2 separate regions of the Homo sapiens genome follow, and region 1 is linked to region 2. A link is a loop called in an ENCODE intact Hi-C map of the cell type or tissue named here. Cell type or tissue: HCT116. All regions are shown on one strand. Each heading gives the region's core, and the rest is flanking DNA. Links, peaks and the distances in the headings are about the cores only. Region 1 overlaps TOR4A (torsin family 4 member A). Region 2 overlaps PNPLA7 (patatin like domain 7, lysophospholipase).

Evidence for each region. A loop is a pair of places that touch in the nucleus more often than their neighbours do. Peaks named below come from ENCODE experiments on the same cell type or tissue, not always from the same donor. Only the 100,000 strongest peaks of a DNase experiment are listed, where the experiment ranks them.
Region 1: it touches region 2 in a loop (5-fold over the local background); 54 of 110 quality-filtered maps call a loop at or near these places.

Annotation. Positions count from the first base shown.
Region 1 is chr9:137,280,591-137,295,506 of GRCh38, forward strand. It overlaps TOR4A (torsin family 4 member A), which reads left to right. Exons shown (of 2, transcript NM_017723.3): 2 at 1-2,051. Among named protein-coding and RNA genes, the nearest start is that of TOR4A, 10 kb to the left of the region's middle. RefSeq lists silencers at 362-601, 6,180-6,279, 14,656-14,916 and an enhancer at 6,580-6,629. In HCT116, for the core only: a CTCF peak has its summit at 6,522 (motif pointing right); a DNase peak (open chromatin) is centred at 6,551.
Region 2 is chr9:137,517,788-137,532,703 of GRCh38, forward strand. PNPLA7 (patatin like domain 7, lysophospholipase) reads right to left here. Exons shown (of 35, transcript NM_001098537.3): 9 at 4,942-5,070; 10 at 3,849-3,929; 11 at 2,130-2,256. Among named protein-coding and RNA genes, the nearest start is that of PNPLA7, 25 kb to the right of the region's middle. In HCT116, for the core only: no CTCF peak of the experiment used is centred there; a DNase peak (open chromatin) is centred at 7,992.

The DNA of each region.
Region 1 (14,916 bases), core at 3,490-11,489, 240 kb before region 2:
GGCTTGGGCTTACTGGGTGACCGAGAGCCCGCGGGGCAAGCGGGAGGTGCCTAGGCCTCTCCCCATCCCCCTCTTCTCCGCACGTGGGACCCTTAGCCCGTGGCCAGTCCCCTGGTCACCACGATTGCGCGACCTCCCTTTCCCTGGGGCCTTTTGTGCCCCGAGTTCCGCCCACCCGCACCCTCTGCGCAGAGCGCCCTCCCCACGCCAGTCGACCCCACACCCCACACTCCCCACGCGCCGCCTCCCGGAAGCCCTCCTGGACGCCTCCCGTGGATGGGCCCACCGCGCCCACGGGGGCTTTAGGGGAAGGTGCTTTGGGCGTTTTTTGCGCCATGTCTCCTCGGGGCCGGCGGTTGCCTCGGGACGGTTCTCGCCTCCTCCCACAGCCCCGGTGTCTGGGACGCACCCGGCAGCCCCGCTGCTGCCGCCTTGTGGCGCGCCCGGCCCAGCCGGTGGCTTCTGTGGTCGCCGGGGGCTGAGCGCGCGGCTGGGCCCTGAGTCCCCCAGGCCGCCCCGATCCTCTGTCCCCGCCGCCGGCCCCGCTGCAGTCCCAACCCGGGCCTGCCCGGGAGGAGCGCAGGGGCGGCGATGACCAGTCCCGAAAGGGGCTCAGAGGGCAGCGAGGAGGTTTCACGCCGGTGCGGGGCGCCGTCGAGGTGGGGGCACCGCGAAGGTGGAGGCGGGGCCGCGCCGGAAGCCCCGAGTCGAGCGCACACGGCGGGCGCCCCTGGCAAGTGGGACTCCTCCGGCCCCGAGGCCTGAACTCAGCCCGGAGACCGCGCCCACCAGCGCCGGTGTCCCCGGAGGGGCCCCGCTAGTTCCCTGAGCAGAGGTCCTGCGGCTTCCCGGAGGGTGTCCTGTTCTCTCCCCCGCCTCGCATCCATTCTCGCCCTGGTGGTTGGTGTCTGTGGTCGGGGGCGAGGGCCGTCTAGTGGAGACGGGGATTCAGGCCGCTTGAAAGTCTGGGATCTCTGGGCGGATGGCAGCGGCTCCGCGGAGCTCGAGCTCGGCGCGCAGGTCCTGGGCCCAGGGCGGGAGCGCTAGCGAGAGGGCTGCCCCGTCCTGCCCAGAGGGTCCTGAGGACTCCCGCTGCTCCTGGAGTCTTGGGGAGGGGTCCGGCTCCACGGGGTGGGGGTGGGGGCTACCAGGAAACCTTTGCCTCCTGGGGCTGTGCAGGACCGGCTAGCCAGCGCTGGGAACCAGGGCTGAGTTCAGCCCAGCTCTGTCCACCCCAACCCCAGGGCTAGGGGAAGGAGCTGGGAGAAGGAGCCCCACCTCTCCCAGGCGAGTATCTGTCCCAGGAGCCCACACAGAGGGACACCCAGCTCTGGTCTGGCCTTCGTGTTGGCTTCAAGGTGGTAACAGAGAGAGCTGCAGAGTGGGGGTGTGTTTGCCAGTCCCTGCATGGGTGAATGTTGGGGTGCCCACTGCTCCCCAGGCAGGACCCCCAGGACTGTCAGCTCCCCTTCCCACAGAGCACCCACCTGGAGGTGTCACCTGCCGGCAAGCGTGGGCCATTCATCCACCTGTCAGTCAACAACACCCGCTGAGCATCGGCTTGTATCAAAAGGTCCAGACCTAAGGGGAAATTTTATCTCTTTCTTTCTTTCTTTCTTTTTTTTTTGACACAGAGTTTTGCTCTTGTTGCCCAGGCTGGAGTGCAATGACACGATCTCGGTTCACTGCAACCTCTGCCTCCTGGGTTCAAGCGATTCTCCTGCCTCAGCCTCCCGAGTAGCTGGGATTACAGGCGCCCGCCATCACGCCCGGGTAATTTTTTTGTATTGTTGGTAGAGACGGTGATTCACTATGTTGGCCAGGCTAGTCACGAACTCCTGACCTCGTGATCCGCCCACCTCGGCCTCCCAAAGTGCTGGGATTACAGGTGTGAGCCACCGTGCCCGGCCTCTTTTTATTTATTCCTAAAATATTACCTTGAGGCCAAATTCTGCGCTTAAGGAGAATGTGCACCAAGTGCTGGGGTGGGGGCTGGTAATAAACGAGGCCACAAATCATGCTTGTTAATAAATTGTGTGGTTCAAATCTGACGACCTACTGTTTGGTTTGTTTCTTGTCTGTCTGGTCTGTTAATAATTGAGGAGGATGCTGAAATCTTTCCCTAATTGTAGATTTATGGTAGATTTATCCATTTCTCTCTAAGCTTCTATTTAATAGGACATGCTGATCGAGAGTTTTGTTTTTTGTTTTGTTTTGAGAAACTTCTGAATGGGGAAGTGGTGTGGACCTGGAGGCTGATGGAAGGATTGGGGCTCACATGCAGTCTGCAGCTCAAACATCCGGGCTTTCCAGGAAATCCATAAATAACTAAAGTATTTTCTTTAATTGCCCTGGACAGGTGCTGAGGGCAGATGACCCAGGCTGGACATGCGGGAAGTTGCCAGCTAACCAGATGATCCCAAATGTCATAGCTGCTCTCCCTCATATGTGCAGAAACTGTTTCTGTGCAGTTGTCTCTGAGTTATTCTTTGACATCTGCCATGTGTCATTACGTAGTAACCCTCGTGATCTGTGTGTGCACATCATAATGACTTTTTTTTTTTTTTTTGAGACAAGGTCTCGCTCTGTCACCCAGGCTGGAGTGCAGTGGTGTGATCTCCACTCACTGCAGCCTCCACCTCCTGGGTTCAAGTAATTCTCCTGCCTCAGCCTCCTGAGTAGCTGGAATTACAGACGCCCACCACCACACCCAGCTAATTTTTGTATTTTTAGTAGGGACTCAGTTTCACTATGTTGGCCAGGCTGGTCTCGAACTCCTGACCTCAGGTGATCTACCCATCTCAGCCTCCCAAAATGCTGGCATTACAGTTGTGAGCCAACGTGCCTGGCTTCTCTTTTCTTTTAATAGAGACAGGTTCTCTCTGTCATTCAGGCTGGAATGCAATGGCGTGATTGTGGCTCACTACAGCCTCGACCTCCTGGGCTCAAGCGATTCTCCCACCTCGGCCTTCCAAAGTGCTGGGATTCCAGGCGTGAGCCGCCGCGCCTGGCCATTCTCTGCATTTTTCAAGGTCAGCAACACTGCATCCTTCCGACCACAGCCAGGAAGAGTTTTCTGCTTTTAAAGACCCATGTGACTAGATGTGTCCACCTGGGCCAGGCGCAGTGGCTCACGCCTATAATCCCAGCACTTTGGGAGGCCAAGGCGGGCAGATCACCTGAGGTCAGGAGTTCAAGACCAGCCTGGCCAACATGGTGGAACCCTGTCTCTACTAAAAATACAAAAATCAGTCGGATGTGGTGTCGAGTTCCTGTCATCCCAGCTACTTGGGGGGCTGAGGTAGGAGAATCGCTTGAATCCAGGAGGTGGAGCTTGCAGTGAGCCAAGACCCTGCGACTGCACTCCAGCCTGGACGACAGAGTGAGACTATGTCTCAAAAAAGATAAAATAAATAAGTAAATGTGTCCACCTGGGTAATAACGGATTATCTTCCCATCCAAGGTCCACACTTACCTACATCTGCAAAGTCCCTGAGTCAGTTTTGGTAATTTGTGTCTTTCTTGGAACTTCTAGGAATTTGTCCATTTCATCTAAATTGTCTAATTTTATTGATTTTTTTTTTTTGAGACAGTCTTGCTCTATCGCCCAGGCTGGAGTGCAGTGGCTCGATCTTGGCTCACTGCAACCTCTGCCTCCTGGGTTCAAGGGATTCTCCTGCTGTAGCCTCCCTAGTACCTGGGACTACAGGTGTGTGCCACCATGCCCAGCTAATTTTTTGTTTTGTTTTGTTTTGAGACGGAGTTTCACTCTTGTTGTCTAGGCTGGAGTGCAATGGTGCGATGATCTCGGCTCATTGCAACTTCCACCTCCTGGGTTCAAGCAATTCTCCTGCCTCAGTCTCCCGAGTAGCTGGGATTGCAGGCACGCACCAACATGCTCAGCTAATTTTTGTATTTTTAGTAGAGACAGGGTTATACCATATTGGACAGGCTGGTCTCAAACTCCCCACTTACAGTGATCCTCCAGCCTAGACCTCCCAAAGTGCTGGGATTACAGGCGTGAGCCACCATGCCTGGCCCTAGGCAAACTTTTTGAAATAAAGCTTTTTTTTTTTTTTTTGGTTTGTTTGTTTGAGACAGGGTCTCACTCTGTCACCTAGGCTGGAGGGCAGTGGTGCAATCTCAGCTAGTGGTGCAATCTTGGCTCACTGCAGCCTTAAACTCCCAGGTTCAAGCGATTCTCCTGCCTTGGCCTCCTGAGTAGCTGGGACCAGAGGCGTGTGCCACCATGTCCTGGTAATTTTTGTTTTTTTTTTTTTTTTTGAGACAGAGTCTCGCTCTGTTGCCCAGGCTGGAGTGCAGTGGCGCGATCTCTGCTCACTGCAAGCTCCGCCTCCTGGGTTCATGCCATTCTCCTGCCTCAGCCTCCCAAGTAGCTGGGACTACAGGCGCCCATCACCACGCCTGGCTAGTTTTTTGCATTTTTTTTTTTTGAGATGGAGTCTTGCTCTGTCATCCAGGCTGGAAGTGCAGTGGCGCAATCTTGGCTCACTGCAAGCTCCGCCTCCCGGGTTCTCGCCATTCTGCCTCAGCCTCCTTAGTAGCTGGGATTACAGGCGCCTGCCACCATGACTGGCTAATTTTTTTTTTTGCATTTTTTTAGTAGAGACGGGGTTTCACCATGTTAGCCAGGATGGTCTCGATCTCCTGACCTCATGATCCGCCCTCCTCGGCCTCCCAAAGTGCTGGGATTACAGGCATGAGCCACCGTGTCCGGCCCCACATTGGGTAGTTTCTATTGATCTAGTCTCAAATTGCATGGCGAGCACATACAATTCCAGCTGCCCGGGAGGCTGAGGCAGGAGAATCACTTGAATCCAGGAGGCAGAGGTTGCAGTGAGCCGAGATTGAGCCATTGCACTCCAGCCTGGGAGACAGAGCGAGACTTATCTCAAAAAAAAAAAAAAAAAATCTGTTGCTCAACCTCTTTAGTGGATTTCTCATTTCAGTTTTTGTGCTTTTTAACTCCAAACTTTCCATTTCCATTTGGTTCTTTTTTTTTTTGTCTTTCAATTCTTTATTATATATAAAAAATTGTTTTCCATCTTGAAAGTTTTTTTTTTAAATTTTTTTTGAGAGATGAATCTCAATCTGTTTCCCAGGTTGGAGTGCAGTGGTGCAATCTCAGATCACGGCAACCTCTGCCTCCTGGGTTCAGGCAATTCTCCTGCCTCAGCCTCCTGAGTAGCTGGGATTACAGGCATGTGCCACCACGCCCAGCTAATTTTTGTAGTTTTAGTAGAGACAGGATTTCTCCATGTTGGCCAGGCTGGTCTCAAACTCCTGATCTCAGGTGATCCACCACCTTGGCCTCCCAAAGTGCTGGGATTACAGGTGTGAGCCACTGCACCCGGCCTAATTTTTGTATTTTTTTAGTAGAGACGGGGTTTCACTATATGTTGGCCAGGCTGGTCTCGAACTCCTGAGATCAAGCAATCCTCTTGCCTCGGCCTCTCAAAGTGCTGGGATTACAGGCGTGAGCCACCGCACCTGGCTTCACCTTGAAAGTTTTAAAGCCAATGTATCTTCTCTTTCTGAAGATTTGAAACATTTTGTAGACAGAATGGAAAGCAATGAAAATCTACAAAAATGTTTTGAATACCCAAAAGAAAAAGCATCAGATTTGTTTCTGGCAATACCTGTGGTTGAGATGAAGGAATCCATAGCAGAGGTTTCTTCAGAGCCTCAGGCTTGGGATCAGTTTTTGTTGCACTATCAGGTTGAGTGTCTGCGATTACATGTTCAGAGGATCAACCAAAGTCAGAATTTCTGAAGTTGAAGTGAAACTACAGTATACTTTTTTTTTTCCAGACAGAGTTTCACTCGGTTGCCCAGGCTGGAGTGTAATGGCATGATCATAGCACATTGCTCAAGCACATAGCAACAGGCTCAAGCAATCCTCCTGCCTCAGCCTCCCGAGTAGCTGGGACTACAGGTGCATGTCACCACGCCCAGCTAATTTTGTTCATTTTTTGTACAGATGAGGTTTCACTATGTTGCCCAAGCTAGTCTCAAACTCCTGGGCTCAAGGGATCCTCCTGCTTTGGCTTCTCAAAGTGCTGGGACTACAGGCTTGAGCCACCACACCTGGCCCAGACTGTGTTCTTTTTTTTTTTTTTTTTGAGACGGAGTCTCGCTCTGTCGCCCAGGCTGGAGTGCAGTGGTGCGATCTCGGCTCACTGTAACCGCCTTCTGAGTTCACACTATTCTCCTGTCTCAGCCTTCCAAGTAGCTGAGATTGCAGCATGTGCCACCACACCTGGCTAACTTTGTATTTTTAGTAGAGATGGGGTTTCACCATGTTGGTCAGGCTGGTCTTGAACTCCTGACCTCAGGTGATCCGCCTGCCTTGGCCTCCCAAAGTGCTGAGATTACAGGCGTGAGCCACTGCACCTGACCCAGGAGAAGGTCTTTGACTGTGTGGAGCTGGTGATGGATGAGCTACAAGGAGCAGTCCCTGCCATGGGCCTTCGTGGACTGAGGCCGTCAGAGCCTCCAGCAGGTGTCAGTGCAGCTCAGGGAGAGACACCCACTCAGCACCTCCCAAGAGATGCAGACTCATGTCCAGGACCTCGTGGAGTTTCTGGAGGCTGGAAAGGGAACGGGGATGGAAGGCGCTCCAGCACGTGGCCATTGCCCGGGGGTGTGAGCTGGTGATTTCTGCCCTTCTGCCTCTGAGGATGAGCGTAGAGCGTCGTAGTTTTTCTTATTTTTTTTTTCAAGACGGAGTTTCGCTCTTGTTGCCCAGACTGGAGTGCAGTGGCGTGATCTCGGCTCACTGCAACCTCTGCCTCCCGGGTTCAAGTGATGCTTCTGCTTCAGCCTCCCGAGTAGCTTACCTGGCTAACTTTTGTAGTTTTAGTAGAGACAGGGTTTCATCATGTTGCCCAGGCTGGTCTCCAACTCTTGACCTCAGGTGATCCACCTGTGTCGGCCTCCCAAAGTGCTGGGATTACAGGTGTAAGCCACCGAGCCCAGCCTCTTTTCTTTTTTTAAAATTTTTATTTTTTTGAGACAGGGTCTTACTCTGTCACCCAGGCTAGAGTACAGTGGTAGAGTCATAGCTCACTGCAGCCTTGCACTCCTGGGCTCAAGTGATCCTCCCAGCTCAGCATCCCAAGCAGCTGGGGCCACAGGTGTGCACCACCATGCTTGCTTAATTTTTGTATTTTTTATAGAAATGGGGCTTTGCCACATTGCCCAGGCTGGTCTCGAACTCCTGAGCTCAAATGATCCACCCACCTTGACCTCCCAAAGTGCTGGGATTACAGGTGTGAGCCACGGCGCCCAGCCGCCCATTCCTTTTTAAGGCTGAAATGAGTACTGTGGATCAGGATGCAATGTGACTGGTGTCCTTACAAGAAGAGAATATTTGGGCCAGGCACGGTGGCTCACGCCTGTAATCCCAGCACTTTGGGAGGCCGAGGCGGGCAGATCACGAGGTCAGGAGATCAAGACCAACCTGGCTAACATGGTGAAGCCCCATCTCTACTAAAAATACAAAAAATTAGCCAGGCCTGGTGGCAGGTGCCTGTAGTCCCAGCTACTTGGGAGGCTGAGGCAGGAGAATGGTGTGAATCCGGGAGGCGGAGCTTGCAGTGAGCCGAGATCGCGCCACTGCACTCCAGCCTGGGCGACAGAATGAGATTCACTCTCAAAAAATAAAATAAAATAAAATAATAAAAAAATAGAAAAGGAAAGAAAAAGCGCCTCTGCCCGGCCGCCCCTACTGGGAAGTGAGGAGCCCCTCTGCCCGGCCAGCCGCCCCGTCCGGGAGGGAGGTGGGGGGGTCGGCCCCCCGCCCGGCCAGCCGCCCCGTCCGGGAGGTGAGGGGCGCCTCTGCCCGGCCGCCCCTACTGGGAAGTGAGGAGCCCCTCTGCCCGGCCAGCCGCCCCGTCCGGGAGGGAGGTGGGGGGGGTCAGCCCCCCTGCCCGGCCAGCCGCCCCGTCCGGGAGGTGAGGGGCGCCTCTGCCCGGCCGCCCCTACTGGGAAGTGAGGAGCCCCTCTGCCCGGCCACCACCCCGTCTGGGAGGTGTGCCTAACAGCTCATTGAGAACGGGCCAGGATGACAATGGCGGCTTTGTGGAATGGAAAGGCGGGAAAGGTGGGGAAAAGATTGAGAAATCGGATGGTTGCCGTGTCTGTGTAGAAAGAAGTAGACATGGGAGACTTTTCATTTTGTTCTGCACTAAGAAAAATTCCTCTGCCTTGGGATCCTGTTGATCTGTGACCTTACCCCCAACCCTGTGCTCTCTGAAACATGTGCTGTGTCCACTCAGGGTTAAATGGATTAAGGGCGGTGCAAGATGTGCTTTGTTAAACAGATGCTTGAAGGCAGCATGCTCGTTAAGAGTCATCACCCATCCCTAATCTCAAGTAATCAGGGACACAAACACTGCGGAAGGCCGCAGAGTCCTCTGCCTAGGAAAACCAGAGACCTTTGTTCACTTGTTTATCTGCTGACCTTCCCTCCACTATTGTCCCATGACCCTGCCAAATCCCCCTCTGTGAGAAACACCCAAGAATTATCAATAAAAAAATAAATTAAAAAAAAAAAAAAAGAAAAAAAAAAGAAATTGGAGAGCCAGCAAACCGAGAAGATGGAGACCTGGAGACCTAGTGTCCTGAACCAGTATCTTACATTTTCCATGCTGGCAGGAGGGTTTTCATGGGATGGGGGATGTGGAGAAACTATGTGCAGGGCTTGGGATCAGGAGGGGACCGAGGACCACACACATCTGGGTGCCAGCGAGGGTGGGAGGGACCGAGGACCACACACATCTGGGTGCCAGCGAGGGTCTGAGGAGGCTGTGGCCACTTCTCTGTCCTTGGTCAGGTCACAGTGCTCCTGTAAATCTTTTTTTTTTTTTTTGAGATGGAGTCTCGCTCTGTCGCCCAGGCTGGAGTGCAGTGGTGCAATCTTGGCTCACTGCAACCTCCGCCTCCCAGGTTCACGCCATTTTCCTGCCTCAGCCTCCCAAGTAGCTGGGACTACAGGCGCCTGCCACCATGCCCGGCTAATTTTTTTTTTGTATTTTTTGTAGAGTCAGGGTTTCACCATGTTAGCCGGGATGGTCTCGATCTCCTGACCTCATGATGTGCCCACCTTGGCCTCCCAAAGTGCTGGGATTACAGGCGTGAGCCACCATGCCCGGCCCTTGCTCCTGTAAATCTTTAACAAAACCTAGTTAGTGGGTTTCATTTTTATTTTTTTATTTTTTTTTCAGGGTCTCACTCTGTCACCCAGGCTGGAGTTCAGTGGCGTGACCTCGGCTCACTGCAAGCTCCGCCTCTTGGGTTCAAGCGATTCTCCTGCCTCAGCCTCCCGAATAGCTGGGATTACAGGCATGCGCCACCATACCAGCTAATTGTTGTATTTTTAGTAGAGAGTGTTTCTCCATGTTGGCCAGGCTGGTCTTGAATGCCTGACCTCAGGTGACCCACCCACCTTGGCCTCCCTCAGTACTGGGATTACAGGCGTGAGCCACCGCACCGGTCCCCACATATATATTTTTTGAGACAGGGTCTCTCTCTGTTGCCCAGACTGGAGTGCAGGGGTGCAATCATGGCTCACTGCAGCCTAAACCTCCTGGGCTCAAGCCATCCTACCACCTCAGCCTCCAAAGTGGATGGGACCACAGGCGTGTGCCACGTCTGGCCAGGTTTAAAAAATTTTTTTAGAGACGAGGTCTCACTATGTTGCCACGCTGATCTCAAACAGCTGGGCTCGAGCAATCCTCCTGCCTCCTCCCAAAGTGCTGGGATTACGGGCGTGAGCCACCACACCTGGCTTTAAGTAGAATTTATTTTTATGTATGTATTTATTTATTTATTTATTTGAGATGGAGTCTTGCTTTGTCGCCCAGGCTGGAGTGCAATGGCACAATCTCGGCTCACTGCAACCTCTGTCTCCTGGCTTCAAGTGATTTTCCTGCCTCAGCCTCCGGAGTAGCTGGGATTACAGGCACCTGCCACCACGCCTGGCTAATTTTTGTATTTTTAGTAGAGACGGGATTTCACCATGTTGGCCAGACTGATCTTGAACTCTTGACCTCGTGACTCACCTGCCTCAGCCTCCTAAAGTGCTGGGATTACAGGCATGAGCCACTGTGCCCAGCCTGATATTTCTAGTTTTATTTTACCAATAAGTTAAAAACTATTTTTGGCCTGGCATGGTGGCTCACGCCTGTAATCCCAGCACTTTGGGAGGCTGAGGCGGGCAAATCATGAGATCAGGAGTTCAAGATCAGCCTGGCCAACATAGTGAAACCCTATCTCTACCAAAAATACAAAAATTAACCAGGTGTGGTGGCACGCACCTGTAGTCCCAGCTACTTGGGAGGCTGAGGCAGGAGAATCGCTTGAACCCAGGAGGCAGAGGTTGCGGTGAGCCAAGGCGGCAGCATTGCACTCCAGCCTGGGTGACAGAGCAAGACTCTGTCTCAAAAACAAACAAACAAATAAAAAAACATTTTATTTACCAAAGATTATAAAATTCATGTGAACCTGATAGACATTTGGACTTAACTTATGAGTATCCATTTACTTATAGGCCAATTTGGTAACATGCTACATACAACATATAACAATACCTGTACATATACATAAACACATTTAAACATATATACATACAAACACACACACACACAAAGATCCAAACCTTTTTTTTTCTTTTTTTTGAGACGGCATCTGGCTCTGTTGCCCAGGCTGGAGTGCAGTGGCATGATCTCAGCTCACTGCAACCTCTGCCTCCTGGGTTCAAGTGATTCTCCTGCCTCAGCCTCCCGAGTAGCTGGGATTACAGGCACCTGCCACCATATCTGGCTAGTTTTTGTATTTTTAGTAAAGACAGAGTTTCACCAAGTTGGCCAGGCTGGTCTTGAACTCCTGACCTCAGATGATCCTCCCGCCTTGGCCTCCCAAAGTGCGCTGGGATTACAGGCATGAGCTAACGCGCCCGGCCTTTTTTTTTTTTTTTTTTTTTTTTTGAGAGAGTTTTGCTCTTGTTGCGCAGGCTGCAGTACAATGGCATGATTTTGGCTCACCACAACCTCCGCCTCCTGGGTTCAAGCGATTCTCCTGCCTCAGCCTCCTGAGTAGCTGGGATTACAGGCATGCGCCACCATGCCCGGCTAATTTTGTATTTTTAGTAGAGACAGGGTTTCTCCATGTTGGTCAGGCTGGTCTTGAACTCCCAACCTCAGGTGATCCACCCGCCTTGGCCTCCCTAAGTGCTGGGATATTACAGCCATGAGCCACTGCGCCCGGCCTAATTTTTCTGTTTTTAGTAGAGACTGGGTTTCACCATGTTGGCCAGGCTGGTCTTGGACTCCTGACCTCAAGTGATCCACCTGCCTCAGCCTCCCAAAGTGCTGGGATTACAGGTGTGATCCACCATGCTCAGCCTGTTCTTTATTTTCAAGATTATTATTATTATTTTGAGATGGAGTTTTGCTCTTGTCGCCCAGGCTGGAGTGCAATGGTGCGATCTTGGCTCACTGCAACCTCTGCCTCCAGGGTTCAAGCAATTCTCCTGCCTCAGCCTCCCAAGTAGCTGGATTACAGGTGCCCGCCACCACGCCCGGCTAATTTTTGTGTTTTTAGTAGAGATGGGGTTTCACCATGTTGGCCAGGCTGGTCTTGAACTCCTGACCTCAGGTGATTCACCTGCCTCAGCCTCCCGAAGTGCTGGGATTACAGGCATCAGCCACCGCACCCGGCCTCTTTTCAAGATTATTTTGTTTATTTTTTTGACATTTGTGTTTCCAAATGAATTTTAAAAATCATCTAGCCAATTTCCACGGAAAGCCTGCTGGATTTTGACTGTGATTGCATTGAATCTGTAGATGAATTTGGGGAGCACTTATAACACTATCAAGTCTTCTAGGCAGTGAACATGATACGTATCTCTTTTGATTCAGATTTAAAAAAGAATTTCTCGGCCAGGTGCAGGGGCTCACACCTGTAATCCCAGCACTTTGGGAGGCTGAGGAGGGTGGATCACAAGGTCAGGAGATCGAGACCATCCTGGCTAACACGATGAAACCCCGTCTCTACAAAAAATACAAAAAATTAGCCGGGCGTGGTGGCGGGCGACTGCAGTCCCAGCTACTCAGGAGGCTGAGGCAGGAGAATCGCTTGAACCCGCGAGGCGGAGGTTCCAGTGAGCCGAGATCAGGCCACTGCACTCCAGCCTGGGCGACAGAGCGAGACTCCATCTGAAAAAAAAAAAAAAAAAAAAAGTTTCTGGCAATGTTCTATAGTTCTCATTGGAGAGATCTTTCATTACACACTTTCATTAATTTTTTTGTTAAGCATTTTATGTTTTGCCGTATGCTATTTTAGTGGTATTTTCTGAATGTTGACAGGATATAGAATCACAATTGGCTTTTGTGCATTGACTTTGCGCCCTGCAAGGCTCGACATTCACATATTCGTCCTAGCAAAGTGCCTGGTAGGCAGCTCATTCCTCCTTCCTCTGGCAAAGGAGAGGCCCCAGATCTCAGGCCTGGTCTGCGGTGGGAAGAGCCTTGCACCGGAGCTGCCGGGTCTGCAACCCTCCGAGGTTGGATTTCCAGTCCCTGGGCTCAGTGCCTGGGAGGGGAGACGGACTACCAGGGAACATGGCGGGGCCCCTGTTGGGGACACAAGAGCTGGCCGGTGCCACGCTCTGGGATTCCAGGAGGGTGTCCTCGTGACGCAGTTCCTTTCTGGAGGAGGATGAGTGTGCCAACTGAAAAACTACCCGGGAACATGAGCCTGTGTTTGTGGCGCACCAGCCAGATTTTACGAGTTCCGAAAAAAAAAAAAAAAAAAAAAAAAGAGGCTACACCTTGCAGAAGTTAGGGAAACACGAACCACACAGACAAATCTCAACAGCATGGCGACGAGTTTCAGGGGCAGGACAAAAGAAGCGCGTGCCACGTGATGCCTTTAGAGAAAGCTCTGGAACAGGCGCCGTGAATCCACGGTGCTAGAAGTCGGATGGGTGGTGATCTGGGGCAGGAGGAATTGACTGGGATGGGCCGGGAGAACTTTCTTGGCTTTAATAATATCTTTATATAATTGTGATTGTGGTGTGGGTTACATGGTGTAAACAGCCATCAAGACTTGCCACACCCTCAAGGGGTGCATTTTATTGCATGTAAATTACACCACCCTAACGCTGACGTTTAGGAATGTGAATGATAAACCTAACGATTTTCTTTCCGTCTGGAGTCGAATGAAAAGAAACAGTCCGTAAAGAGACCGAGGGGAAGACTTGAGAAGGCGCACTTTATTGACAAAGTAACCTTGGGAGTTGAAAGAGCTGGGTTACTTATTACTTTCCTCAAGATAAGGGAGCGGGGACCTCGCCATGCCCTTGGAAGAACCAGGAACCAGGATCCCGCCGAGGCAAAGGCTGATCCCGGGCACTTCTGCGGGTGCTGCGTTACACGGGGCGAGACGCTGCCCGCAGTGCTTCCTGGGCCATTAGGTCAGAAAAGTTAATTTCCTGATGGCCACATAGTCTCGTGGGACATTGTATTCTTCAGCTAATCTATAAAATGATGTTTATTTTTAACTGAGCTGTGTTTGCCACACTCATCACTGCACAAACTGTGAGCGCATGGCTTGGGAATTTTGCCAGCAAGTGCATGTGACAACATGGCCAGGATGTTGACGCCACCGAGGGAGGCACAGCCTTTCGCCCACCCAACCCCTACCCCCCAGATCGCTAGTCCTTCTTCCTCCATGGCTCCGTTTTAAGCGGGCACATTTCACAGATTAAAGACTACATTTCCCAGCCTCCCTTGCAGTGAGGTGGGTCGTATGACTACGTTCTAGCCAATGGGATGTGAGCAGCTGTGGCAACACAACTTTTGGGAGGCATCCTTGAAGAAGAGGGCCCTGCCTCCTTTCTGCTGGCTGGAGTGCAGATGTGATGGCTGGATCTGGGGTGCCATTTTGAGCCATGTGAACGAAAAGCCTATCCATGAAGTCTGGGGCTCCCTGGGCCACCCATCCCAGCTTCATTGGGCTGAGAAGTACACTGTGTTTTGACACCACTACTATTTCAGTTTTGTCATTTCTCTTTGGAAAGTTTATGGGATATTTTGGGCTTCATTCCTGTGTGGGTTCTTGTCTGTGGGGCCAGCAGATGGCAGTGGGGACCTTGTTTGCAGGCTCACAGACCTGAGGAGCGTTTTATCCATTTAAACACATAGCGGGTGTGAACCAGGTCTCCAGGCTCCATTCTCCGAGCACGCGAGCGTCTGAACAGAGTTCTGTTCTCGCGCCTCCGGCACAGCCACTTCCGTGAGAGGAGTGCGGCGGGGCAGCCAGGACGAGCCTGCAATTCCAGCGCCGGCCTCCTCTGCTGCGGCTCCATGGCTAAGGTAGCGGCACCTGCGGCCCAGAGGGCCCGGCTCTCGGCGGTCCTGAGGGATGGGCGCCGGGTCCTGCTCCCGTCCGAAGTGTGACCTGTGGTTGGTCGCGTCCACGTGGTCCTGCTGACTATCTACTTACTCGTTGCGGCTCAGGGCCTCCCTTTCCCATCGGACCGCGTGGAGAACGGCACACCATTGCCAACTGCTTGTTTAGGACTATGAAGGGGTCACTTTTCCAGACCCTCGTCTGGGGGTCCTTCTAGGGGCTGCAGAAGCCACGAGTCGCTAAGGGGTACCTGCCGCTTCCTCTGCCCCAGGGCGCCCCTGACCTCCGGGCATTGGGGCCCGGCTCCCCGCAGCCTCCCACCCCGCCCCGCTCCCGAGCTAGCAAAGCCCACATGGCCCCGCCGTCTACCCCGGCGCCCGCCCCGCCTCCCTGGGGCCGAGGGGCTGGCAGGAAGACTCGGGGCCCGCGGAGGTCCGGGGCAGGGCGGAGTGCGGGGTGCACGCGCTGGAGCGCGGCCGG
Region 2 (14,916 bases), core at 3,142-11,141:
CACTCCACTCTGTCCACTCCATCCCCCGTCACTCACTCCACTCTGTCCACTCCATCCCACACTCACTCACTCCACTCTATCCACTCCATCCCACACTCACTCACTCCACTCTGTCCACTCCATCCCCCGTCACTCACTCCACTCTGTCCACTCCATCCCCACTCACTCACTCCACTCTGCTCACTCCATCCCCCACTCACTCACTCCACTCTGCTCACTCCATCCCCCACTCACTCACTCGACTCTGTCCACTCCATCCCCCACTCACTCACTCCACTCTGTCCACTCCATCCCCCGTCACTCACTCCACTCTGTCCACTCCATCCCTCACTCACTCACTCCACTCTGTCCACTCCATCCCCCACTCACGCACTCACTCCACTCTGTCCACTCCATCCCCCACTCACTCACTCCACTCTGCTCACTCCATCCCCCACTCACTCACTCCACTCTGTCCACTCCATCCCTCATTCACTCACTCCACTCTGCTCACTCCATCCCCCACTCACTGACTCCACTCTGTCCACTCCATCCCCCACTCACTCACTCCACTCTGCTCACTCCATCCCCCACTCACTCATTCCACTCTGTCCACTCCATCCCTCACTCACTCACTCCACTCTGCTCACTCCATCCCCCACTCACTGACTCCACTCCATCCCCCACTCACTCACTCCACTCTGCTCACTCCATCCCCCACTCACTCCACTCTGTCCACTCCATCCCCCGTCACTCACTCCACTCTGCTCACTCCATCCCCCACTCACTCGCTCCACTCTGTCCACTCCATCCCCCACTCACTCACTCCACTCTGTCCACTCCATCCCCCACTCACTCACTCCACTCTGCTCACTCCATCCCCCACTCACTCATTCCACTCTGTCCACTCCATCCTCACTCACTCACTCCACTCTGCTCACTCCATCCCCCACTCACTCACTCCACTCTGTCCACTCCATCCCCCACTCACTCACTCCACTCTGTCCACTCCATCCCCCACTCACTCACTCCACTCTGTCCACTCCATCCCCCACTCACTCACTCCACTCTACTCACTCCATCCCCCACTCACTCACTTCACTCTACTCACTCCATCCTCACTCACTCACTCCACTCTGCTCACTCCATCCCCCACTCACTCACTCCACTCTGTCCACTCCATCCTCACTCACTCACTCCACCCTATCCACTCCATCCCCCACTCACTCACTCCACTCTGTCCACTCCATCCCCCACTCACTCCCTCCACTCTACTCACTCCATCCCACACTCACTCATTCCACTCTGTCCACTCCATCCCCCACTCACTCACTCCACTCTGCTCACTCCATTCTCTCCTCACTCTCATCAGCATTGCTTCATTTAATTTCACATACTTTTGTTAGTCACTTCAATTCTTTTGGGAACATGATGGGCTATAAATAACCAAGCGCGCACCTCATCTGTAGGGTGGCTGTTAACTCCATCACACAGATCGTCGTGGGGTGACTCATGCAGTGCACGCCGCACCCGACCGCTTCCTCCTCAGATTCAGGCCCCCCGGTTAGCACTCAGAACAGCGGGTGAGAGCCCATCGCGGGAGGCCCACTCCCCACCAGGCACCTGGCCCAGGCCAAGCACGCAGGGAGAATTCTGGGAACAACTGAAGAATGGAGGGTGAAGGGTCCTGGGCCTGTCTGAGGACATCCGGGCCTCATGTGAGGAGACGGGCACACGTAATGAGACCGTTGGAGGTTTGAGGACATCCAGCCCACATGTGAGGAGATGGGCACACCTGATGAGACCTGGGGAGGTCTGAGGACATCCAGCCCGCATGTGAGGAGATGGGGACACGTGAGGAGACCTGGGGGGCCATCTGATGAGACCTGGGGGGCATGTGAGGTGACCTGGGGCACGTGTGAGGGGACCTGAGGCACGTGAGGGGACCTGGGGTGCGTGTGAGTAGACCTGGGGGGCATGTGAGGTGACTTGTGGGACTTGTAGGGTGACCTGGGCCGTGTGAGGTGACCCGGGGATGTGTGTGGTGGCCTCAGGCATGTGCAAGATGACCTGGGGTGACCTGAGGCAGTGGGAGCAGGATCCCCCGGACTCTGGGGCTGGACATTGCCCTCCTTGGTGCAGGACAGTACCTGAGTCACAGGACTCCTGGAGCCGCGGTGGCTTTTTAAGCCGCTCTTCTTCGCCATAGAACACCTGCTTCTTGGCCTTCCCGGCAGCCACACTGGCTACAGACACGAGAGGGATGGCCTGGCTCTCCTGGGACACAAGAAGGAAGTTCAGTGCCACCCCAGGAACACCCCACACCCACTGACAGGTGTGGGCTCCTCAAAGGTGTGACAGGTGTGGGCTCCTCAAAGGTGTGACAGGTGTGGGCCCCTCAAAGGTGTGACAGGTGTGGGACTCTCAAAGGTGTGACAGGTGTGGGCCTCTCAAAGGTGTGACAGGTGTGGGCCTCTCAAGGCAAAGTTTAAGCTACATTTCAGGCAATGGAAAGAGGCCGATCATCAACCCAGAAATCCAGTTATTCAAGAAAAGGACTGGTCTGTTTAAGGCAACCAAGCTCAGCCTGCTTTTACCCTAGGCCCTGTCTCAAACACTTGATCAAGTCAACATACTGCCCCAAATTGTCAGAACCTTAATACTCTTCATTAAAACAAAAGATAATGTAGAAAACAAAAAGATATTCCCTTAATGTCAACAACTGAAGACGACAAGCCCTAAAATGTCATCAGAATTATGATTTCCAACTGAAATGCACATACTAAAGACTAATGCGTGCTGGGCCTTTACTAACCGAGCTCCACTTGCCCCATGACTAAAGAGAGCCCTCCGCATATCAGGCTACTGTTTTGGGCAGTGGGGATGGAGCAGGGCACGAAACCCTGGTCTCACTCAGTTCCCACGAGAGCTCGGCTAGGTGGGGACCGTCCCACGTCCCGGCCAAGTGCCTCCCAGGGTCACACCGCCAGGAGGAGGGAGAGCCGGGGTTGACAGCCTTGTGCCCTTGACAATGCGCTGTACCCTCCAAACGCGTCACAGTTCAGGGTCAGCTCCGCCCCACCCGGTTCAGATAGGAGGAGCTGTCAAGGGCAACACACAGGGAGTGCTGGCAACAGGGACCCCATGGGACGGGCATGGGGAGGGGCAGCCTCTGCTGGACGCGGACGTAGGGACCCCACGGGACGGGCATGGGGAGAGGCAGCCTCTGCTGGATTCGGCTGTAGGGACCCCATGGGACGGGCATGGGGAGGGGCAGCCTCTGCTGGACCGTGGCCATAGGGACCCCATGGGACGGGCATGGGGAGGGGCAGCCTCTGCTTGACATGGCTGTAGGGACCCCATGGGATGGGCATGGGGAGGGGCAGCCTCTCCTGGACAGGGCTGTCAGCTCAGTGTGCAGCCTGCAGGGCCAGAAAGGGAAGGAGCGTGTGTGTGGCTGCCGATGTCCTACAGAACACAGGTGACCAAAGGAAGACTCATCACAGAGTCCTGAATGGGAGCTGCAGAGGCACCAGGCGGCTGTTCACAACCGTGTGGGCCTCCAGAGGGACAACTCCATCATCGGAGAAGGAATTCCACCTTTCCCAAGTCCAACGGATCAGAGATTTTGGAACACAAGGCCCCAGGAGAATCAAGCCTCCAAACTGACTAGCAGGTGCTTTAAGGTAGGAGAATAAACACAGCACAACCAGCCCCTCCCAAAGTCCTAATGACCAGCAACTGGGAAGACCACAGCTGTTGCTGGCACTGCCCCACCAGGCACTGGGCGCCTGCCGTGCCAACCAATAGCTGTCCCGATGCCAGCTGCATGGAGCAGCATGGGGCTTTGTGAGGTGGTTTTCACTTACAGCGTTGAAGAGCTCTGTGGTCAGGCCGAGGTAGTTGTGCAGAGCCAGAAAGGTCACCCTCTGCAGCCGCACCATGATGATCTGCAAGAACACGCCAGCTGCGCGGTGACCACCGGCCTGGGGTACAGGGCGGGCCCCCGGCAGCACCACACAGAGCACTGAGAACCGTGCCCCAAACCCTGCAGATGCCACAGACCGAACCCTCTCAGGGTGAAAAACCCCGCAGACTTGACACCTCACCACGGTCAAGTAACACGTTCACATCACGGGGAATGGGACAAGGGGCACATGAAGACTGCATTGTTTTTGCAAGTTTTCTATAAATCTAAAGTTACTCCAAAGTGAGAAGTTTAATAAAAATGTAAAAATCTCTTTGGGGGTAGTGAGGGATCTTAAGACCTCTTTGAGATTGTGAACATTCATTTTTATTTTAAGATATATATTACAATTTTTTTTTGACATGGTGTCTCGCTATGCCGCCCAGGCTGGAGTGCAGTGGCACCATCTCGGCTCACTGCAAGCTCCGCCTCCCGGGTTCATGCCGTTCTCCTGCCTCAGCCTCCCGAGTAGCTGGGACTACAGGCGCCCGCCACCACGCCTGGCTAATTTTTTGTATTTTTAGCAGAGACGGGGTTTCACCGTGTGAGCCAGGATGGTCTCGATCTCCTGACCTCGTGATCCGCCCACCTCGGCCTCCCACAGTGCTGGGGTTACAGGCGGGAGCCGCCGCGCCCGGCCAAGAGACGGGGTTTCACCGTGTGAGCCAGGATGGTCTCGATCTCCTGACCTCGTGATCCGCCCGCCTCGGCCTCCCACAGTGCTGGGGTTACAGGCGTGAGCCGCCGCGCCCGGCCCCAGATTTTTAAAATATAACCTTCATTATTCCCGAACCCACTCAGAATCCCACAACACCAGTGGTAAGTCCCGCCAATGAAGTTGATTTCTCTATTCCTCTGAAATCACCTTCATGGCTGTAAAGCTCAGAACTGAGAAAGTAAGTGGGCAATAAACCCACTCAAATCCCAAACCAGTGCCCAGGCCCCCCCAGGGTGACCCACAGCAGCTAGAAGAGTTGTCTGAAAAAGTGACTCACCTGCACCACCCTCACCAGAGTTTCCGGATATTTCTCAAAAACTCCATGAAAAGCCGCAGCTGGAAGCCGGAGGATGGTGGACGGGATGGCCGCGCGGACGGAGACCGTTTTGTAAGGTGCAGCATGGCCCTGTAACAACAGCTCCATCAGTCCCCACTCTGTGGGCCTGGCCAACCCCCCAGGGAATGCCAAGGCTCCTGGAAGCCCTGGAGGAGGCCCCGCCTGCTGCCCAGTCACACGGCTCCATTCTCCCTCCCAGGCTGGGCTGTGCAAAGTGCTGCTTTTGGCACCAGCTGCACACGTTTTTTGACTGTCCAAGACATGTGCGGCGAAGGACTGGCTGACGATGAAATGTGGGTGAGGGGAGGCCCGCAGGCAGCCACCCCACCAGACCTGGGCACTCACCATGGGGAGTTCCAACCACTCCCACCTGCCACTGAGGCTCACGGACCAGCTCACCAGCGTCCTACTCTACGTCCGACATCAGCGTCGGTACCCCTCGCCAAAGGGCGTGCCAGACACCAACCTGAGCGGGCTTCCTAAAAAGGCCACCGAGAGGGTCAGGAGCCACCACTGTCAAATGCCCACCGCCACAGTGGGGTCACCGCCTAGGACAGGGAGCGCGCACTGCCGGGTCGCACGAGGCCCAGGTGAGGAGCCACAGTGGCTCACCGCGTGGATGTGGCCAGCAGAGCTCCACACGGCCAAGGAAAGAGCCCAGGAAAAGCCCCAGTGAGTGACGTGGTTTCCATCTTCTAGAAATTGGTGGGCTCTAGAGAGAAAAGGCTGTTTTTAAATCACGCTGTGATCTGCATGCAGGCAGATTCTTCTGGAAACTTGTTGGCTCTAGAGACGAAAGGCTGTTGTTTACACCATGCCGTCACCTGCCTGCAGAGACAGATTTTTTTTTTTTTTTGAGACAGAGTCTCGTTCTGTCGTCCAGGCTGGAGTGCAATGGCGTGATCTTGGCTCACTGCAAGCTCCGCCTCCCGGGTTCACACCATTCTCCTGCCTCAGCCTCCACAGTAGCTGGGGCTACAAGCGCCCGCCACCACGCCCGGCTAATTTGTTTTTTGAATTTTTAGTAGAGACAGGGTTTCACTGTGTTAGCCAGGAGGGTCTCGATCTCCTGACCTCGTGATCCGCCCACCTCGGCCTCCCAAAGTGCTGGGATTACCGGCGTGAGCCACCACGCCTGGCTCAGATTATTCTGGAAATTAGTTGGCTCTAGAGAGAAAAGCCTTCTGTTTACATCACGCCGTCACCTGCATGCAGAGGCAGATTCACCCTTTTTGGTGCACACCTCTAGCATTTTCACCCCCACCACAGAAACAGAACAATCCCAACCTCCAATGCCCCTGGCAGCCTTTTCGCAACCTCCTTTCTTCCCACCACTGGGTCTTGGCAATGCTCCCCCGTCTTCTGTCCCAGTGGTTGTGCCTTTGTCAAAATGTCACATAAATGGAGGCACAGAGTGTGGAGGCTTCCCTCAGCGGTGTGACACACTCGAGATTCCCCCACGGTGGCATGTCTGACAGAGGTCTCTGCCTTGACTCCCAAGTGCTGGCTGTCTCGTGGAGGCCTCGCAGGGTCTCCGTCCATTCAGCAGTCGAGATTCCCCCACGGTGGCGCGTCTGCCAGAGGCCTGTGCCTTGGCTCCTGAGTGCTGGCTGCCTCATGGAGGCCTTGCAGTGTCTCCTCGTGAAGGCCTCGCAGGGTCTCCGTCCATTCAGCAGTCGAAGGATATTTGTGTTGTTTCCACTGGGGACAATTCTAAATAAAGCTGCTTGATAAATATGCATCTCCCAGTGTTTGCGTGGACACAGTTCTCATCCCTCTTGCTAAATACCTAGGGATGGGACTTGTAGGTTGTACGGAACACGTATCCTCACATTTATAAGAAACTACCAAACTGTCTCCTACAGCGGCTGCCGTGCTTTGCATTCTCACCAGCGGTGAGTGAGTTTCCATGGATGCCCTGTGTTTTGCATTCTCACCAGCAGCGAACGAGTTTCCGTGGATGCCCCGTGGAATGAGTTTCCGTGGATGCCCCGTGGAATGGGTTTCCGTGGATGCCCCGTGGAATGAGTTTCCGTGGATGCCCCGTGGAATGAGTTTCCTTGGATGCCCCGTGGAATGAGTTTCCGTGGATGCCTGTCTTCACCAGCAGTTGGTGCCACCATGTCGCATAATAAAGAATTTAGCTGGTCTTGTCTTCAGTTCCCAGGAGAAAGCCCTCAAGATCTTAGAAGCTCCTGGAAGTGTCTTTTTATTCACAGTGCAATTCACTTGGGTTTATGCTAGCAGGTGACTCCTGGCGGCAAGGCCCAACCCAGAAGTTTCAGGAGGGAGCTGGCCATGCAGGGAAGACCAAGCATGTGACTAGATCCAGGGGTGTCAGCCCAACCTCCCACCTGCGGGGAGGGGAGGAAGCTAGACATCGAGTTGGATCACACAGCCAAAGTTCAGGCAAACGTCCCTGGGTGGCAACACACATCAGTGTGCCAGGAGGTATAGGGTCCAGCCCTACTGTGCCTGTGTGTTTTTTTCTTCATGTGCAGAGATGAGAGATCGTAGAAATAAAGACACAAGACAAAGAGATGGAAGAAAAGACAGCTGGGCCCAGGGGACCACTACCACCAAGGCATGGAGACCGGTAGTGGCCCCGAATGCCTGGCTGCACTGTTATTTATTTGATACAAGGCAAGGGGGCAGGTAAGAAGTGTGAGTCGTCTCCAGCGATACGTAAGGTCACGTGAGTCACGTGTCCACCGGACAGGGGGCCCTTCCCTATTTGGTAGCCGAGGCGGAGAGAGAATGGGGACAGCTTATGTCATTATTTCTTCTATGTATTTCTCGGAGAGATCAAACACTTTAATACTTTCACTAATTCTGCTACTGCTATCTAGAAGGCACAGCCAGGTGTACAGGGCGTAACACGAAAGTGGACCAGGAGCGTGACCGCTGAAGCACAGCATCACAGGGAGACGTTTAGGCCTCCGGATGGCTGCGGGCGGGCTTGACTGATGTCAGGCCTTTCACAAGAGGTGGTGGAGCAGAGTCTTCTCTAACTCCCCTGGCGAAACGAGACTCCCTTTCCTGGTCTGCTAAGCAGTGGGTGTCTTCCCAGGCACTGGCGTTACCGCTAGACCAAGGAGCCCTCTAGTGGCCCTGTCTGGGCATAACAGAAGGCTCACACTTGTCTTTGGTCGCTTCTCACCATGTCCCTTCAGCTCCTATCTCTGTATGGCCTGGTTTTTCCCAGGTTATAATTGTAGAACAGAGATTATTATAATATTGGAACAAAGAGTAATGCTACAAACTAATGATTAATATTCATATATCATCATATCTATATTCTAGTTCCAGTATAACTATTCTTATTCTGTATATTTTCTTTATTATACTGTAACAGCTCGTGCCCTCGGTCTCTTGCCTCGGCACCTGGGTGGCTTGCCGCCCACAAGGAGGATGGCATAGCTCAAGGACACGGGAGCCTCATGGCTGGACCATGCCAGACCTCACTCTGTGGGTCTCTTGACTGTTTTGACTGATCCTGATTTTCATCCTTTTTTTTTTAAGACAGAGTCTCACTTTGGAGTGCAATGGCGCGATCTCAGCTCACTACAAGCTCCGCCTCCCGGGTTCACGCCATTCTCCTGCCTCAGCCTCCCAAGTAGCTGGGACTACAGGCGCCCGCCACCATGCCAGGTTAATGTTTTGTATTTTTAGTAGAGACGGGGTTTCACCGTGTTAGCCAGGATGGTCTCAATCTCCTGACCTCATGATCCACCCGCCTCAGCCTCCCAAAGTGCTGGGATTACAGGCGTGAGCCACCGCGCCTGGCCGATTTTCATCCTTTGTAGTACAAATGTGAATTGTTCTAGAATATTGAATCTGAGGGGGTCACAGGAATCCCTGAAGTTGTAACCAGTTGGTCACAAGTGTGAGTGGCCTGGGAACTCCCAAGTTTGCAGTTTTGGATGCTATTATAATTGCTGTTACTTTTAAATTTCAATTCCTAATTCTTCATTGCTAATATAGAGAAATACAGTTTATTTTCGTATGTTGATAAACCATAAGTTCTAGTAGTTGTCTTATAGAATCCACAGGATTTTCAATCTAGATAATCATGTTTGGGAATAGAGACTTTTATTTTTTCTTTTCCCATCTGCATGCTTTTTCTTTCTTTCTCTTCCCCTACTGCTCTGAGGACCTCCAATACGATGCTGAACAGGAGTGGTAAGAACACACACTTGGCCAGGCATGGTGGCTCATGCCTGTGGTCCCAGCACTTTGGGAGGCCGAGGCAGGTAGATCACGAGGTCAGGAATTCAAGACCAGCCTGGCCAAGATGGTGAAACCCCGTCTCTACTAAAAATACAAAAATTAGCCGGGTGTGGTGGCAGGTGCCTGTAGTCCCAGCTACTTGGGAGGCTGAGGCAGGAGAATTGCTTGAATCAGAGGGGGCGGAGGTTGCAGTGAGCCAAGATTGCGCCACTGCACTCCGGCCTGGGAGACAGAGCAAGACTCCGACTCACAAAAAAAAAAACCACAAAAAAACAAAAAAACAAAAAAAAACCCACACACACACTCTGGCTTGTTCGCAATCTTCAAGGGAAAATATTCAGTCTTTCACGATCAGGCACGATGTTTGCTTTCATTTTTTTAGTACAGATGTCCTTTATTCGATTTAGGAAGTTCTCTTCTGGTTGCTGACAGTTTTTATCGTGAACAGATGCTGAATTTTGTCAAATACTTTTTCTGCATTTATTAAGGTAATCAGATGGCTTTTCTTCTTTAGTCTGTCAATATGGAACATTACATCAACTGATTTTCAACTGTTGAAACAGCTTTGCTCCTGGAATAAATCCCACTGATCATGATGTATTATCCTTTTCCATATACTGCTGGACTCAAATCTCTAATATTTCATTGAGGATATGTATGTTTCTAATGATGAGTGACTGGTTTGAAATTTTCCTTTCTTGTAATGTCTGTCTGATTAGGTATTAGGGTATTGCTACCCTCAAAAACTAAACTGGGAAATAGTCCCTCTTCTACTTTTCCGGAGAAGTTTGTATAAAATTAGCATATTTTGTCCTTATTGTCCTAAATGTTGGGAAGTATTCCCCAGTGAAGTCATCTAGATCTGGAATTCTCCAGGTGGGAAGGATTTTAGCTACAGATTCGATTTCTTTAGTAGTAGCCATTCAGATAATCTATATCTGAGGGAACTGTGGTAGTTTGTGCCTTTCAAGGAATTTGTCAATTTAATCTGCGTGGCTGATTTTATGGGCATAAAGCTGTTCAAAATATTTCCTTATTAGTCCTTTTATGTCTGTAGGGTCTGTAGACATGTGCACTCTTTCATGTCTAATATCTGTAGTTTGTGTCTTCTCTTCTTTTCTACACTAGTCTGGCTGGAGGATTTTTCATTTTACTGACGTCTTCCAAGAGCCAGCTTTTGGTTTCATTCATTTTCTCTCTTGTTTTGCATTTCCAATCTCATGGATTCCTGCTCTTTATTAGTTTCTTCCATCTGCTTGCTTTGGGTTTCATTTGTTTTTCTTTTCCTAGCTTCTTAAGATAGAAGCTTGGGTCACTGATCTGAGACTTGTTTTATTTTCTAATATGAGCATTGCCCAGGCTGGAGTGCCATGGCACAGTCGTGGCTCACTGCAACCTCTGCCTCCTGGGTTCAAGTGATTTCCAGATAATTTTTGTATTTTTAGTAGAGATGGGGTTTCACCATGTTGGCCAGGCTGATCTCGAACTTCTGACCTCAAGTGATGCACCCGCCTCGGCCTCCCAAAGTGCTGGGATTACAGGCATGAGCCACCGCGCCTGGCCGTGTTGTCCATTTTTATCCTTGGTAATATTCCTTCATCTCATCTGACATCGACTTTGTCTGATACTAATATAGCCACTCCAGTTTTCTTTTAATTGGGGCTTTCATGATATATCTTCTTCCAGCCTTTTTTTTTTTTGAGATGGAGTCTCGCTCTCTTGCCCAGGCTGGAGTGCAGTGGTGCGATCTTGGCTCACCGCAAACTCTGCCTCCCGGGTTCACGCCATTCTCCTGCCTCAGCCTCCACAGTAGCTGGGACTACAGGAGCCCGCCACCACGCCTGGCTAATTTTTTGTATTTTTAGTAGAGACGAGGTTTCACTGCGTTAGCCAGGATGGTCTCGATCTCCTGACCTCGTGATCCGCCCGCCTCGGCCTCCCAAAGTGCTGGGATTACAGGCGTGAGCCACCGCGCCCGGCCTTTTTTATTTTTTGAGAAACTGTCTTGCTACTCTATCACCTGAGCTATACTACAGCAGCACACTCAGAGCTTCCTTCAGCCTCAGCTTCCCAGGCTCAAGCAATCCTCCCACTTTAGCCTCCTGAGTAGCTGGGAGCACAGGTGTGTACCACCACACTAACCTAATTTTAAATTTTTTGTAGAGATGGGGTTGCTATGTTGCCCAGACTGGTCTCAAACTCCTGTGCTCAAGCAATCCTCCCACCTGAGCCTCCCACAGTGCTGGGATTACAGGTGTGAGTCACTTCGCCCAGGCCAACCTTCTGTTTTCCATCTAAGTATTGATATTTAAAGTGGGTTTTTCCTGCAGACACCATAGAGTTGGGGCTTGGACTTTCCATCCAATCTGACAGTCTGTCTTGTTGTTGTATTTAGACCATTTGTATCCACTGTGATCATTTATAATGGCTGGGTTTAGGATATAATTTTCCGGAGAATGTTGCCTTCTTTGTTTTAGCAGGCGATTAAGCTGGTTGGGTTCAGACCACAAGTCTGTATCTGTGGATGGTGGATTCCAGTTTCTCTGTTTTCAAAGCCTTGGTTCTGATGCTTTGCTCTGCCCTGAACATGCACCACTCAGGAGTCAATCTGAGATTCGAGGTGAAGTTTGAATCTTTGTTTTTTTTTTTTTTTTTTTGAGACGGAGTTTCACTCTACCACCCAGGCTGGAGTGTAGTGGCACGATCTCGGCTCACTGCAACCTCCGCCTCCTGGGTTGAAGCAACTCTCCTGCCTCAGCCCCCTGAGTAGCTGGGATTACAGGCACACACCACCACACTTGGCTAAATTTTTGTATTTTTAGTAGAGACGGGGTTTCACCATGTTGACCAGGCTGGTGTGGAACTCCTGACCTCATGTGATCCGCCCGCCTCAGCCTCCCAAAGTGCTGGGATTACAGGTGTGAGCCACCGCGCCCAGCCTGAAGTTTGAATTTTTTTTTTCCTGAGATACAGTCTTGCTCTGTTTCCCAGGCTGTGGTGCAGTGGCATGATCTCGGCTCACTGCAACTTCTGCCTCCCGGGTTCAAGCGATTCTCCGGCCTCAGCCTCCCGAGTAGATGAGACTAGAGGTGCGCGCCACCACACCCAGCTAATTTTTTTGTATTTTTAGTGGAGACAGGGTTTAACCATGTTGGCCAGGACAGTCTTGATCTCTTGACCTTGTGATCTGCCCGCCTCGGCCTCCCAAAGTGTTGGGATTACAGGCGTGAGCCACCGCACCTGGCCTTGAAGTATGAATCTTAATACAGTTTCAAAGTCTTTGTTATGCTGCTCTGGGTCTGTCCTGAGCCTTGTACAGGTTCACAGACAAAATCTGTGCATCTACTTCCCTGGCTCTCTCCTCCCTGAGATCCACACACTCTCTCTGGCCCTTGGGGGCCCTTCTTCTGGTGCTTTTGGAGGATTCCCATCAGGGCTTTTGCTCCATAACTGGGCTACCATCAAGGCAAGGCCATGAGTAACAGAAGAAAACGAAAAAGCAGGAAGCAGAACCCTCGTGGGTGGCGGCTCCACGATGACTATCCACAGTCTACTGGCTTTATTTTCGGAGTTCTCCAAGAATTGTTTTCTGCATTCTGTCCAGAGTTTTTCACTGTAATCAGCAGGACAGGCTGTTGTGGCACTACCTTGCCACAGCAGAACTGTAACTCTCCCATTTATTTTAGTTAAAAATAAAATCTTAATTTCCTTCTTCTTTGAGAGCCTGAATGAAGATGCCTAACACATCACCACAGATACTAAATCAAACAGCAGCTGCTCACCTGTGTAGACCAGGCTCACGGCTGCTGCTGTTCAGGAGAATTCCAATGTACCTTCCTGCACGAGGCCACATAAACGAGAACCCAAACAAGGAACTTAGAGGGTGCCCAATCTCCTGGTGCTGGGCTCCAAAGCACAACTGGCCGACACTCAGGCCTGCTGCGGGCCCCGCACATCGAGCACACCAGATACTCAGCTCTTGGCACATGCTAATCGATCTCTGAGACTCAGCAATTTTTCTTCCACTTGGAATTTTGTTCCGTTCCTTTCAAAACCTTTATGTAGAGCAAGTTCCTCCCTAAGAGAGCTACACCACACCACAAGAAACACAAGCACAGAACGGTTGAGAGGAGTCATCTGCCAGCCCCAACAGCCGGGGTCCAGCGACTGAAATCACGGCCTGCTCCAGACTCAAGGGAGAGACACCCCCACCAACCGCATCAGCTGGGCAAGTCTCATCTCCACTCTGGAATCAGGGAGAAAAGCACGTGCGTGTGTTTGGGGGCGGGTGGGGAAAAAGAATAACAACTTAGCAGCTGTTGCTAAAAATGGCTTTTGTGTGTTTTATTTCAAATCCACTTGTTTACTTCAAAAAACCATGCCTTCATAACCTCACCCCAGATCAGGAAGCTGTGAAAACCACAGGGAGAGGCTGGATGCTGGGAAGCCCAGGTGGACACGCAGCTCCTCTGGCAGGCAGGGGTCCCCGAGGGCTCCCCACACTTGCACATCTTCAGATCTCGGCAGTGCTGTATGTAGCAGCCAGCAATCACACCCAACCCAGCTGTCACTCAGCCACGGAGAAATCAACGGTGGTGTCAACGACTGAACTAGAACGACACCCACTCACGCCAATGAATCTCACGTTCATAATGTTGCTCAAATTAGGAAAGGTGAGGAATCCTGGTGTGATGCCATTTATGAGATTTAGAGTCAAGCAAAATTATACTACATATTGTATAAGTACCAAAGAAAATTCAGAAAAGTAGCTATCTCTGAAGAAAAGAGAAGGTGAAATGAGAGCACACGTGGGTAATGTGAACAGAGCCGGCAGTGTGCATCTAACCTGTGTTCTAGCTAACCAGGGTTAAAACTATATAACCTGGGTTCGAGTTAAGATGCCTGTTTGCTGTGTCATGCCTACTTGTTTTAGAGACAGGGTCCTGCTATGTTGTCTGGGCTGGCCTAGAACTACGAGGCTCAGCAATCTCCTTTCCTCTCCCGAACAGCCAGGACTATAGGTGCCAACCGCCATTCCCAGCAACATCACGCTTTTTTGCGTATCTGCGGTATTTTGTAACAACTTTATAAAAATTAAAATAATAAAGACTATCTCCCATTAAAAATGGTGGGTTGGGCCAGGCACGGTGGTTCACACCTATAATCCCAGCACTTTGGGAGGCCCAGGAGGGCAGATCGCTTGAGGTCAGGAGTTGAAGACCAGCCTGGCCAACATGGTGAAACCTTGTTTCTACTAAAAATACAAATATTACACGGGCATGCTGGTGTATACCTGTAGTCCCAGCTACTCGGGAGGCTGAAGCACAAGACTCACTTGAACCCAGGAAATGGAGGTTGCAGTGAGCCAAGATCACGCCACTGCACTCCAGCCTGGGTGACAGAGTGAGACTGTCTCCAAAAAAGAAAGGTAAGTTGAAGGTAAATGCTTATCTTTGTCCCCTTGTGGAATATACATGCTTATCTCTGCTCTCTTAAAAAGATACAAACCTCCAAGGATAAAGACAAAAGCTAAGAGTAGATAAAAAATGTCACTGAAATTTTAGCGGCTGATGAAAGCAAGTGACAGGGTCATGGCTGGTGGAGCCCTCTAAGGAAAGCTGACACTTGGTTTTAGAGGTGCAGAACCTGGACAGAGAGGACTGGTCCTCACTGCAGAGCCAGAAC